Regions from separate parts of the Homo sapiens genome. Here region 2 is linked to region 1. A link is a loop called in an ENCODE intact Hi-C map of the cell type or tissue named here. Cell type or tissue: heart right ventricle. All regions are shown on one strand. Each heading gives the region's core, and the rest is flanking DNA. Links, peaks and the distances in the headings are about the cores only.

What was found. A loop is a pair of places that touch in the nucleus more often than their neighbours do. Peaks named below come from ENCODE experiments on the same cell type or tissue, not always from the same donor. Only the 100,000 strongest peaks of a DNase experiment are listed, where the experiment ranks them.
Region 2: a loop joins it to region 1, with 10 times the contacts of the local background. A loop is called at or near these places in 1 of 110 quality-filtered maps.

What each region holds. Positions count from the first base shown.
Region 1 is chr19:49,831,576-49,838,064 of GRCh38, forward strand. MED25 (mediator complex subunit 25) reads left to right here. Exons shown (of 18, transcript NM_030973.4): 11 at 361-446; 12 at 525-582; 13 at 733-840; 14 at 3,411-3,602; 15 at 3,959-4,030; 16 at 4,152-4,370; 17 at 4,651-4,831; 18 at 5,272-5,404. The coding sequence ends at 5,369. MIR6800 (microRNA 6800) reads left to right here and starts at 443; the gene lies at 443-524. RefSeq lists enhancers at 2,984-3,484, 3,485-3,985. In heart right ventricle, for the core only: no CTCF peak of the experiment used is centred there; no DNase peak of the experiment used is centred there.
Region 2 is chr19:51,077,161-51,083,649 of GRCh38, forward strand. KLK14 (kallikrein related peptidase 14) reads right to left here and starts at 5,727. Exons shown (of 6, transcript NM_001369775.2): 1 at 5,562-5,727; 2 at 5,415-5,476; 3 at 4,372-4,543; 4 at 2,289-2,542; 5 at 1,655-1,791; 6 at 737-999. The coding sequence starts at 5,454. The coding sequence ends at 847. In heart right ventricle, for the core only: no CTCF peak of the experiment used is centred there; a DNase peak (open chromatin) is centred at 2,791; H3K27me3 peaks cover 167 bases.

The sequences.
Region 1 (6,489 bases), core at 952-5,951:
CGTTGCGCTGGACCTGTGGGATGCGGGGCGAGGCCAGGAGCCCCATGGAGTGGTGGGACTTGCGGTACAGAGGAGAGTCCCCATGCAAAGAACCCAGAAAAGCCCAGGATTTGGGGCCCAGAGAAGAGCCCAGGCGATGTATCATCTGGGGCACAGTGGATGGTGGGATTTAGGGGCCGGGCACGTAGCTGTAACATTTGAGGAACTGAAGGCTTGCTGGTCTGGAGGAGGGGCCTGGGGCTCATGGGACTTAAACTGGGGAACATCCTGAGCTTTGGGGCTACCAGGGTAGGACATGAGGGCTCAAGGGGACTGAGGCTTATGGCCCTTTTTACTGACATGCTCTTTTTTCCCCCTCAGAAACCCAAACCTGCCTCAGTGGATGCCAACACCAAGCTGACGCGGTCACTGCCCTGCCAGGTCTACGTGAATCATGGCGAGAACCTGTAGGTGACAGTCAGGGGCGGGGTGTGGTGGGGCTGGGGCTGGCCCCCTCCTCACACCTCTCCTGGCATCGCCCCCAGGAAGACGGAGCAGTGGCCCCAGAAGCTGATCATGCAGCTCATCCCCCAGCAGCTGCTGGTGAGTGGCGGTGGAGGGCCAGCCCTGCTGCCGGGCAGTCCTCACCCTGCTGTCTCTTTCCTGTTCCCTGCCCCACCCCCACTCCCTGCCTCATGTCCCCGCCTCACTTGCCCACACCAGCATGCCAGCCGACTTCTGTGTCTCCCGCAGACCACCCTGGGCCCTTTGTTCCGGAACTCAAGGATGGTCCAGTTCCATTTCACCAACAAGGACCTGGAGTCTCTCAAAGGCCTCTACCGCATCATGGGCAACGGCTTCGTGAGTCCAGGGCATGGGGGGCCGAGGGGTGTTGACTCTTGTCCTGCTTTCTGCTGACCTTTGACGGGAATCCCAGAGTGCCTGGGCCCACGGAAGCCGTTTTTGATGGTTGGGTGCACTTCATGCCCTTAGGTTCCTCGCCTTTCTTCTAGAGCCGTGACTTTTATTATAATCATCGTATGCACCAGATTTGAGGGATATTCCACATTAAAAATGTGAGCTGGATGTGACAGGATCAGTTAGGAGGAAGCTGTTGATTCTGGCATGGCTTTATGGGATGTGTTCATTTCCTGTGGCTGTGGTAACACATTACCACAAGCAGAGGGGCTTAAAACAACAGAAACGTGTTCTATCCCAGTTCTGGAGGCCAGAAGCCCAAGGTCAGGGTGTCAGCAGGGCCACGCTCTCTCTAGAGGCTGGAGGGAAGGCCTCTTCGTTGCCTCTTCCGGCCGGTAACCCCAGGCTTCAGGTGGCATCGCTCCAGGGTCTTCCTCCATCCCGCAGCTGTCTTCCCTCTGTGTGTGTCTCCACATGGCATTCTCTCTGTATCTTTGTGTCTGTGCTTATAAGGACATCAGTAATTTTGGATTAGGCCCCATTTTCCTGACCTCATCTTACTACAATTGCAAAGACCCTCTTTCCAGATAGAGTCACCTTCACAGGTGCTGGGGACTGGAACCTCAGCTTAGCTTTCTGGTTTTGTTTTTTGAGACAGAGTTTCACTGTTGTCAGCCAGGCTGGAGTGCAGTGGTGCAATCTTGGCTCACAGCAACTTCCGTCTCCTGGGTTCAAGCGATTCTCCTGCCTCAGCCTCCCAAGTAGCTGGGATTACAGGCATGTGCCACTATGCCCAGCTAATTTCTGTATTTTTTAGTAGAGACAGGGTTTCACCATGTTGGCCAGGTTGGTCTCGAACTTCTGACCTCAAGTGATCTGCCTGCCTCGGCCTCCCAAAGTGCTAGGATTACCGGTGTGAGCCACCGCGCCCAGCCTCAGCATAGCTTTCTGGGAGTCACAGTTCACACTTTGTAACTCGGGGAAGGAGCAGATCAGTTACTTCCGTGCACCAGGCACTCCTGCAGGAAAGAGAACCTTAGGGGGATCACCTCACGAGACCCTCACAGAACCTTGTGAAGAAGGCATTCCTGAGAGTTAGTACTTCCGGCTGCAAATCACGTAGTTTCCCAAACACATAGATAATTGGGGGCACTCGGAAAAAATGTTCTCTTATGATTCTGTGGGTCACCTGGGCTCAGTGGGCCATCTCGCTTGGCGACTCTCACGGGGTTGCCATCAGATGGCAGCTGAGACTCTGGTCATCTGAAACCTTTACTGGGCTGGATGTTCAAAACAGCTCCTCACACAGCCCTGGCTGTTGGCTGGGGCTTGGCTAGGACCGGCCATCCCAGTGTCTGCACATGGCCTGTCCACGTGGCCACACTGTGGCAGCTGGGTTCTGAGAGGGCAGGCGTTGTAGGAGCAGGCATTTATATTTTGCACAGGACAGGACATCTAGAGGGGGCCAGCTATTGGGATTGGTTTCATAGGTCTGTGACATCAGGGACAGGGCCCTGTGGTTCTCTTGGCCTCTCCTTTATAGTCACAAGGTAGCTCTCATGGCTCCACGCATCCTGTGTGCTTTCATGAAGGAGGGGAAGGGGGCTGTGTGTTTCCCTTTCTTCAAGACAGCAGAAACTTTCTCAGATTCCAGAGCAGGCATTCCTTTCACCTCCTATCCCGGACCTAGGCCACTGGGCAGCCCCTAGTTGATGGGAGGCTGCTGGGAGCAGGTATCCGTGACTGTCTGGGGCTGGGACATGTTACAGCCCCAGACAGCATTGGGAATGCAGGGGAGGAGGACACTTGGATATGGAATAGGCAGCTAGCAGGGTCTGTCTCAGGCAGGAAACCGAGGCTCAGAGAAGTCAATTCACTTGGCCAAGGTCAGCCTCGCCTCCCTCAGGAGCCCCTGCCCTGAATGCTCCATGTGTTACCCCCCTGATGACCAGTGATGTTTCCTGGGTGCTTCCTGTGGGCTGAGCCTCAGGCAGGGCTCTTGCTGTGGATCAGACATCGCATAGTCACAGCGACCCTGTGATGTGGGAGCACTCCCCGTGGTGTACACTGGCCGGTGCTGAGGGCTGGAGGATCTCTTGGATACCCGGGGTCCGACCCACCGTTGATCACAGGCCTGTGGGTACCACGCTGTGCATCTAGGCCGCTCTCCCGGCCGTGACCCTCAGCCGCCCTCTGAGGAGGCCGCCGTGGCATTTTATGCCCAAGAAACTGGGTCCATGAGGAGCAGGTGGTGGCTGAAGGTTGAAGAGCTGGGCTCCAGCACTTTCTCTCCGCTTTCCCTCTCAGTGGGCAGCTGGAACCCTAGCTTGCCCTGAGCGCCTCAGTTTCTGTCTCCAGAGCAACCCATAGCACACCTGTTCTCCTTAACCTTCTATAGCAGAAACCTCACCTCACCTTGCCTGTGGGGCCTCTAGAGCCTTCTGGAATGGGGAGGGGGTCAGGGCTGCCTCTTTCAGGGCCTGAATGGTTCTGAAGAGCTGTTGTCCACCCAGGCGGGCTGCGTGCACTTCCCCCACACGGCGCCCTGTGAGGTGCGCGTGCTCATGCTCCTGTACTCGTCCAAGAAGAAGATCTTCATGGGCCTCATCCCCTACGACCAGAGCGGCTTCGTCAACGGCATCCGGCAGGTCATCACCAACCACAAGCAGGTCCAGCAGCAGAAGCTGGAGCAGCAGCAGCGAGGAGTGAGTGTTGACAGTCCCCAAACCAGCACTCCGACCCCCTCCTGCCCGGGCCCCACATGGCCCCCTGGGGTCTCCAGGACCAAGATGCCCACCCTTCTCCCAATATGTGGTGCCTCCAAGCTAAGTCCCACTCAGATTTTCTTGCAGTCTCTCTCCTTTTTCAGCATCCACATCAAAGCCCTGACACAGCTTCCTCCTGGAGACCTTGGAGTGTACGGCATCCCTCCCAGACCACTCACCCCCAAAGAGAATGTCCCCATCTCCTTACTAGTTCCCCTCAGGGCACAGGCCCTCCCGCCTCAGATTCAGGATGCCACCACCCTCAGTTACTGACCTGCCCCTCTCTCCCCGTGCAGATGGGGGGACAGCAGGCACCCCCAGGGCTGGGGCCCATTCTGGAGGACCAAGCCAGGCCCTCACAGAATCTGGTGAGGACAGGGCTGGCGGGGTCGGGGCTGGGTTGGGGAGGCCCCAAGGCTGCGCTCTGTGCCTGCAGAAGGGGCGTGAGGCCCTGCCCATCTCCCTCACCCCTGTGTCTCTTCCCACCAGCTCCAGCTCCGCCCACCGCAGCCCCAGCCTCAGGGTACCGTAGGGGCCTCTGGGGCCACGGGGCAGCCCCAGCCCCAAGGTACTGCCCAGCCCCCGCCAGGTGCCCCTCAAGGCCCTCCTGGAGCAGCTTCTGGCCCACCCCCTCCTGGACCCATCCTTCGGCCCCAGAACCCTGGGGCCAACCCTCAGCTGCGAAGCCTCCTCCTCAACCCACCACCGGTGAGATGTTGGGGTGGGGTAGCGAGAGTTCCAGATCCTGGCCCTGGTGGTTCTGGTCCTGTTGTCTGGGAGGAGGGAGGTTGACTGTGGTCAGTGGGTGTGAATGGGGACCCGCCCAGGGCTTTAGGCAGAAGGCAGACCGCCTCCTCTCCGTCCATCCCCCACCTTTGAAGAAAAACTTCCCCTCACCACTAGCTGATTCCATCTCTGAGCAGTGTCTGTGTTGAGAGGTGGGGAGTCTCTACCAGGAGCCTCTGAGCCACTCTCTGTGTTCTCCCAGCCGCAGACTGGGGTGCCCCCACCCCAGGCCTCCCTCCACCACCTCCAGCCACCAGGGGCTCCTGCGCTGCTGCCTCCGCCGCACCAGGGCCTGGGGCAGCCCCAGTTGGGGCCCCCACTCCTGCATCCACCACCTGCCCAGTCCTGGCCCGCACAACTTCCCCCTCGGGCTCCACTGCCAGGTAAGGGGACCCGGGGGAGGGCAGAGGTCTGGACTGAGTGTCCCAGCAGCTCCTGGGCTAGAGCACCAAGACCGAGTGCTCCTGGGAAGTAAAGACATAGGATCCAAGAATGAGGGTTCCCCCATGGCCTTTGCGGAGCTCTGAGGGCTCCGGGAAAGTACAGCCCATGGGTCCAAGGACCTAGTGGGTTAAGAGCGTTTCCCATGATCCTCCTGTGTGTGCTCCTGGGATTGCTGGGAAATGTGGTCTTAGGGCCAGAGAAGTAGTTTTGGAGAAGGGCCCCCAAAGGCTCATGGGAAACAGCATATTTGTAACTAGATGGGGCCAGAAGGTGCTTCTGTTGGGTCCCCCAAGGGCTGCCTAGAAAACTTAGTGCCTCTGGGCCCTCCTGGGCCCAAGGGCCTACTGGGAGATGCAGTCCCTTCCCCACTGCCCCTCAGGTCAGATGCTGCTGAGCGGGGGTCCCCGGGGCCCGGTCCCCCAGCCGGGCCTGCAGCCCAGCGTCATGGAGGACGACATCCTCATGGATCTCATCTGAATCCCCAACACCCAATAAAGTTCCTTTTTAACACACGCCCCGGCTCCCGTCACTGACATCCCTCAGGACTGGGCAGGAGGAAACCCCAGGGGGCATCTCTGTCCTTGTTCTCACTTCAGCAGACATCCCTGGGGCCCTGGGTGAATGACGCTGGGGCCTCCGTGGTGAGTCACAGGCAGTCTGGTGCAACCTGATTCGTGGGAGATGCAGGGACAGGCAGGCAGCGCTCAGGACTCAAGCTCTCATGGAGGTGGCAGGGGCACCATGGGAGCCTGGAAGAGGCATCTGACCCAGCCCCAGCTCCTCAGAGTCTTGAAAGAGAATCAGCCGTCAGGCTGGGAGGGAAGGAGGTGAGGGGTGATCTGGGTGCAGAGGACAACAGAAACTTTGAATACTCAAAGGCAGGAGGAAGCCTGAGACATTGAGAGGAGCAAGTTGATGGATGCTTTTGGAGCATGAGCATGTAGGGAGCTAGAGAGATGGGCAGGTGCAGAGTTTGAGGAGCTCGGATTCCAAACTGAGCAGCCCATGGTTTGTCCTGGGGACACAGGAGAACCAGGAGGCTTTGAGCAGTGGGGCGGGCCTAGGCCAGCTCTGGATGTCAGAAAGACCCCTCTCAGCTGTAGAGCGTGATGAGGCCAGACAGGAGGCCAGGAAAGGTGAGGCTGGGTGGTGGCGGTGTCGGGGGCTGGGGTAGAGGTTCGCTCCCGGGGGCCAGGCCTACGTGATGGTAGGTGGTGGGGCTCCTGGGAGAAGGAGCTGGTAGTAAGTGCAGGTGGTCCAAGGGACATCCAGGTGACAGGTGCCATGTTGGGAGCTCAGGACGTGTCCTTAGGGGACAGTGTATGTTTGGCAGTTCAAGCCACAGAAGCAGACAAGATCGCACATGGAGAGAGGGCAGTCCCTGGGTCCATGTCAGAGACTGACCTTCCAGGGCTGTGGATGGGGAAGACGGTGGGTCTGTCCCCAGGATAGAATACCCAGCAGGGAACAGGTTTGGGACGTGGCAAGGTGAGGGACCTGAAGGATGTCCTCAGAGACGTCCCGAGGGCAGGGGGATCCAGACAGGCTTGGAGCGCAGGGTGGTCTCTCCTGGAGGTGGTGAGTGAGTTGTCTGTTG
Region 2 (6,489 bases), core at 459-5,458, 1.2 Mb after region 1:
CTGTGGTCCCAGCTACTCGGGAGGCTGAGGTAAGAGGATCACTGGAGCCCAGGAGGTCACGGTTGCAGTGAGCTATGATTGCGTTACAGCATTTCACCAGGAGACTGAGCAAGACCTTGTCTCAAAAAATAAAAAGTAAACACATGGATGAATGAATACAATTTAGGATGATTCCATTTTTATTGTCATTATTTATTCGGTTTTTAGAGACACTAAGCGTGTTAAAAATTGTCGTCTTTGGAATACAATGCCGGTTTAAGGGGTCTGTGCTCCTGCCCTCTGTGCCTCCGGTCTTGAGTAGTGATGGTGACACAGCAAGGGTGGGGGCTTGGTGGGGAGAAAACGCCTGAAGCAACTGCTCTGGGAAAGGAGAGATCAGAGCCGGAGTAAAGATCAGGATGCTGGGGACTGGGGCTCCTGGGTCTGAGGGAGGAGGGGCTGGGCCTGGACTCCTGGGTCTCAAGGAGGAGGGGCTGGGGGACTGGGGCTCCTGGGTCTGAGGGAGGAGGGGCTGGGCCTGGATTCCTGGGTCTGAGGGAGGAGGGGCTGGGGGCCTGGACTCCTGGGTCTGAGGGAGGAGGGACTGGGGCCTGGACTCCTGGGTCTGAGGGAGGAGGGGCTGGGGGCCTGGACTCCCGGGTCTGAGGGAGGAGGGGCTGGGGCCTGGACTCCTGGGTCTGAGGGAGGAGGGGCTGGGGGCCTGGACTCCCGGGTCTGAGGGAGGAGGGGCTGGGGGCCTGGACTCCTGGGTCTGAGGGAGGAGGGGCTGGGGCCTGGACTCCTGGGTCCTGAGTAGAGAGAGGAGGGCCTGGGCAGCTGACGAGGTCCATCCCACCGTGAAGACCATCATTTGTCCCGCATCGTTTCCTCAATCCAGCTTCTGTACTTGCACAGGTTGGTGTAGACACCGGGGTAGCCAGGCAGGGCGCAGCGCTCCATTCCCCAAGACACGAGGCCCTGGAGCTGTCCTCTGCACACCAGGGGTCCCCCAGAGTCACCCTGAGGGGGAGGAACAGAAATGGAGACACTGATGGACAGGTAGCCAGAGCCACCATGGCACAGAGAACCCGAGAAGCAGACACAGGGAGACAGGCAGAGACACTGGTGGACAGTTAGGGACACAGTCCTGCCCCAGCTCTGAGGTCTCAGCCCCGGAGGTCGGGGCACTTCCTTCCCTCTCCGCTGGGTCTGGCTCTGTCTCTGTGTGCACCTGCCTGTCCCTTGAATCTCACCAGGCCCCTCTCTGTTCGCTCCAACTGTAGAACATTTGTGTGTCTCTCTTTTTCTATTTCCCCATCTCTGCCTCCCTCAAGGATGCATTAAGATTTCTAGAAGCCTCAGCACAGCCTTTCCCAGACCCATATGAGCAGAGGCCACTCTGCGATCTTTCCCCAACCTGCCTCATCCCATTCCACCAACTACCCTAAGAGGGTTACTCCCACCTGACAGATGAGGAAACTGAGGCATGAATGCTCTGAGTCCATTACCCAGGGGGCACAGGGCTAGGAAGCAGGGTGGCCTGGCTATCGGAATCTCTCTGTGCCTGCGGTTCACTCTCTTCTGAAGACCTCTGCAGACTTCCATGCTCCTGACATCATTTGCTTAAATCCCAGTCCCAAATAATCCCTACCACAGCTCCCATCCTGGGCCTTACCTGACAAGAGTCCTTCCCGCCCTGGGGAACTCCTGCACAGACCATGCCAGGCGTGATGGTTCTAGGATAGGCCTTCTGGCACACCTCATCCGGGGAGATGTTGATGTTCACGCATTGCAGAGAGGCGGGGTACCTGGCTGGGGGACACTGCAGGGTTATAACTGGGTCTACCCTCCCATAAGACCCAAGGGTCCAGGCCCCCAGCCCCTCCTCCTTCCGACCCAGGAGTCCAGCCCCAGCACCTCCTCCCTCAGACCCAGGAGTCCAGGCCCCCAGCCCCTCCTCCCTCAGACCCAGGAGTCCAGACCCCCAGTCCCTCCTCCCTCAGACCCGGGAGTCCAGGTCCCCAGCCCCTCCTCCCTCAGACCCAGAAGTCCAGGCCCAGCCCCTCCTCCTTGAGACCCAGGAGTCCAGGCTCCAGCCCCTCCTCCCTCAGACGTATGAGTCCAGGCCCAGCTCCTCCTCCTTGAGACCCAGGAGTCCAGGCCTCAGCCCCCTCCTCCCTCAGACCCAGGAGTCCAGGCCCAGCCCCTCCTCCCTCAGACCCAGGAGCCCCAGTCCCCCCAGCTCCACCTCCTGGAGACCCAGGAGCCCAGGCCCAGTCCCCTGCTTTCCAAGACGCAGGAGTCCTCACCGATGGGGCTGGATATAGTTCCCCAGCCTGACACTCGGCAGGAGGTCCCGGGGCTGGCACAGGCCTGGGTGACCTCAATGGGCCTGACTGCCCTCCCGATCCGTGCGGGCTGCTGTAGCTGCAGCAGCATGAGGTCGTTGTCGTGGGTCCGGGAGTTGTAGTTGGGGTGCGTCACCTGACGAACCACGCGCAGCACCTGCTGGGTGGCCTCCCACCTCCTCAGGTTGTGCTTGCCCAGGGCAACCTGAAGGATCCTGGCCACGACCCCCAAGAGAAGCGCTGCTCAGGGTCTGAGCCAGAGACTCCTCCCCACCCTCCAGCCCGGTTCCCTGGCCGGGTGACGAGTCTTCCCCGAGGTCTAGCCTGCTTCTCACTAACTGCAGGCCGAGCATTCTTGGCCTCCTGTGCCCTTCCCCATGGCCAGGGCATTCTCTCGGCCCAGCCCCAGCTGCCTCTCCTTCCGCTCTTGGGCTGGGCTCCAGCTCCTGGCTTGGGAAGAAGGTGATGATTGGGAGAGCTTGGCTCCGTGCCAGGGTCTGTGCTGGGCTCGGTGCATTGAGTCCTAAGCGAAACTGCGTTATGAGTCTAGGCTCTAAATCGGAACTGATATTCCGGAGTAGGCACCATTCTGTTTCTAGCCTGGGTTCTGAGTTCTAGACATCTTAAACTTTTGACTCTATGCTAAGATCAGGATTCTAGATCGAACCTGGATTATGACTTGATTTATTTATTTATTTTTTTTTTGTGATGGAGTCTCGCTCTGTCACCTAGGCTGGAGTGCAGTGGCACGATCTCAGCTCACTCTCGACCTCCAACTCCCAGTTCAAGTGATTCTCCCGCCTCAGCCTCCCAAAGTGCTGGGATTACAGGCGTGAGCCACCGCACCCAGCCTCTACAGGTCTGTTTCATATTGGATTATAGGGCTCTTGGTTCTGGACTCTGGCCCTAGCCCTTGACCTCAGGTTGGGCTCTGGGTTCTAGTTGGAGCTCTAGGTTATGGCCCGGATCCAAGATTCTAGAGTCTGGTTTGCATTCTGGCCTTTATATTCTAGACTCTGGCCTGAGCTTTGATCTCTAGGTTCTAGACTGACCTGTTTATGGCATAGATATGGCTTATAGGCATTTTGACCTCTTGGCTGGGGTCTGGGTTGTAAGTTCAGATCTAGAATTTAGGAGGGGTCTAGGTTTTATATGGGGCTTCTGATTAGGATCTGCATTCTGGGATTTATTGATTGATTGATTGATATGGAGTTTCGCTCTTGTTGCCTAGCCTGGAGTGCAATGGTGCGATCTTGACTCACTGCAACCTCCGCCTCCCAGGTTCAAGTGATTCTCCTGCCTCAGCCTCCCGAGTGGCTGGGATTACAGGCATGTGCCACCATGCCTGGCTAATTTTGCATTTTTAGTAGAGACAGGGTTTCTCTATGTTGCTCAGGCTGGTCTCGAACTCCTGACCTCAGGTGATCTGCCTGCCTCAGCATCCCAAAGTGCTAGGATTATAGGCATGAGCCACCGCACCCGCCACATTCTGGGATTCAAACACTGGGTTGAAGTCTGCTCATAGCGGAGCTATAGACTAGACTCTGAACTAAACCTTGGGTGTGAAACAGCCTCCAGGTTTTGCCTCTATTCTTAGAGTTGTATGTTCCAGCTGTGAGCAGCGTTCTAGTTCTGGATTTATGGCTAGACTGCAGGTCCTGAACTGGGCTCTGAGTTCTACGTAGTGTCCTGAGTTTCTGAATGTAGACGGGGTCCTGAATTCAGCCACCAATCTGGAATGGGCTAAGCTTGGTCTCGATGTAATGTGTGGCCTCTGGAAGAATCACTGGATCAGATGTTCGGTTCTCAGCAGGTCCATGGGTTCCAAGCTGCCCATCTGCTTTCAGAACCTATGCTGAGTTCGAGATTTATGGAGGAGCCCACATCCCGAGCTGTGTTTTTGTTCCAGGCTCTTCTCTAGACCTCAAACCAGGAGCCAGCCACTACATTGGGTTCTATACAGAGATCCAGGTTCTCAGCTCAGCTCTAGGGCTTTAGACTCTGGAATTCACTAGGTACAGGGACAGGGGAGGGGGTCACTTACGGGCGGCCGCAGTGAGCAGCAGTGATGACCCACTGGCCTGAAAGCAGGGCGCCTCCGCAGAGGAAGCGGCGCCTGGGACCCGCCAGCAGGGCCGCCTGCCACGGCTGGGAGCTCCGGGTGCACGTATGGCCACCAATTATCTTGTTCTCATCCTCTTGGCTCTGTGTCATGGCTAGGAGTGGACAGGATTGGGTGGGGAAAGTAGATGAGCAAACACTCTCCACTCCACAAGTTTGTAGGATTCCAAAACTGACAAATCCCCTTCCTTTTGGTCTAACCCCTAAACTGCCCGCCTCTATCTGTCCCACCCAGGGTGAGACATGCCCAATATTGACCCCGTTATTGCCCCAGCACGGAGAGCTTTCTGACTCACCTCCCAAGTCACCTCCGTAGCATCTCTTATTTTGTGCCGTGGCCACCTTATCCAGGGCCTTGCTACATCTACGACCCTTAGCTCTATGCTCCCATAATTTCTGTGATCACTTCTCGAAATATGCCACATTTCCCCCCAATGAGTCCTTCCCCAACACATTCAAGGACCTCCCTGTCTCCTCCCCAACGTTCCCACTCAGTGGGACCCCAAGGATCCGCCATCTCTTGCCCCACACTTGCCCCCATCCACCTCACACACCCATGCCACGATCCCGCCACCCCATGCCACGATCCCGCCATCCCATCATCCTTCTCCACCTTCCCTCTGACAACAAAACATCTTTCTGACATTGTTTCTTTCCTAACACAGTCAGGTAGAGCCCCGTGATCTTTCTGCTATGACCCACTCAGGACCTAATAGTTCCCTAAGATTCCTTATGTATTTTGCACCAGACCTTATAAACACCTCTCTCCCCGGCCCCACAATTCCCTAGCACCTCCACAACTAGGAATTTAGGCCTCCAGCACGTTCCCCCACCATGACCCCCAAACCACTCCCTGCTCTTTCTTATGAGGTCACCATGAGCATCCAGGGGCCCCAAGGACCCATCCCCATCTCTTCTCAGAGTCTCCAGGGGACCCCCTTGTGTCATACCCAACCGTTCTCTTACCTATAGCCAGGACTTGAAGTGCTGTCAGCAGGAGGAACATTTTAGGGGCTGAGGGCCAGGTCCTGTCAAATGCAGAGAAAAAGTGAGAGAGAAGGAACCTTCAACAGAACCGGGGGCTGAGAGGCAGAGACAGCAAGGGGCACTTACCCAGAGCCCAAGACCCTCAGGGACATGAAGACACAGCAGAGAGGTAGGGACCAGAGACGAGGGGGGCGGGGCCTGCAGGCTCTGCGGGCGGCAGGTGGGAGGATGTGGAGCAGGGCACAGGTCCCTCCTTGATGTCTTGATGAAGGAAGGAGGGGAGGTGTCTCTCTTCCTAGTCACACTGGCAAAGCCTTTTATCCCTGGTAAGGACAGCTGGCCCTGCCCCCACCTCCCGCCGCCCTGCTTCTGACATTTTTTTTTTTTTATTGCCTAGTTCCCATTCCAGGACTCCCTGATCCCATCCCCTCCCTCCCCTGTCTGGCCAAAAAAGCAGCCACAATTGTTCATGAGAACCCGCCCAGGGAAGATGCTATAATCTAGAAGGAATCCTGGGAGGGGACCCCAGGGCAGGGTGGGCAGGGGAGGGTTCCCAGTTGCTGGAGGTGGTGGATCTAGTGGTGGAGTCAGGAAACCAGGGTGGGGAGTGTCAGAGGAAAGGGCACGAAGGGGCTGAGAGAGGGAGGAAGAGATGGACTGAGAGAGGGAGTCACGGGAGGAGGGAGAGAGGGAGAGAGAGAGAGAGAGAGAGAGAGACAGAGAGAGATGGAGAGAGAGAAAGACAGAGAGACACACAGACAGAGAGAGACAGAGACAGGGTGACGGGGGGGAGAGAGAGAGAGAGATGGAGAGAGAGACAGAGAGAGAGCCAGACAGAGAGACACAGAGAGAGAGAGAGAAAGAGAGAGACAGAGACAGAGTGACAGAGAGGGGGAGAGCAAGAGACAGAGAGAGACTGGGAAAATGAATGAGAAGATATGACAGTGGAGAGAGAGGAGTCCAGGAATACGAGCACAGAGGCAGGTGTGCTCATGAGAGAAGGAACTGAGGAGAGAGCTGGAGAAACCGGTGGAAGTTGGATGTGACAGGGAAC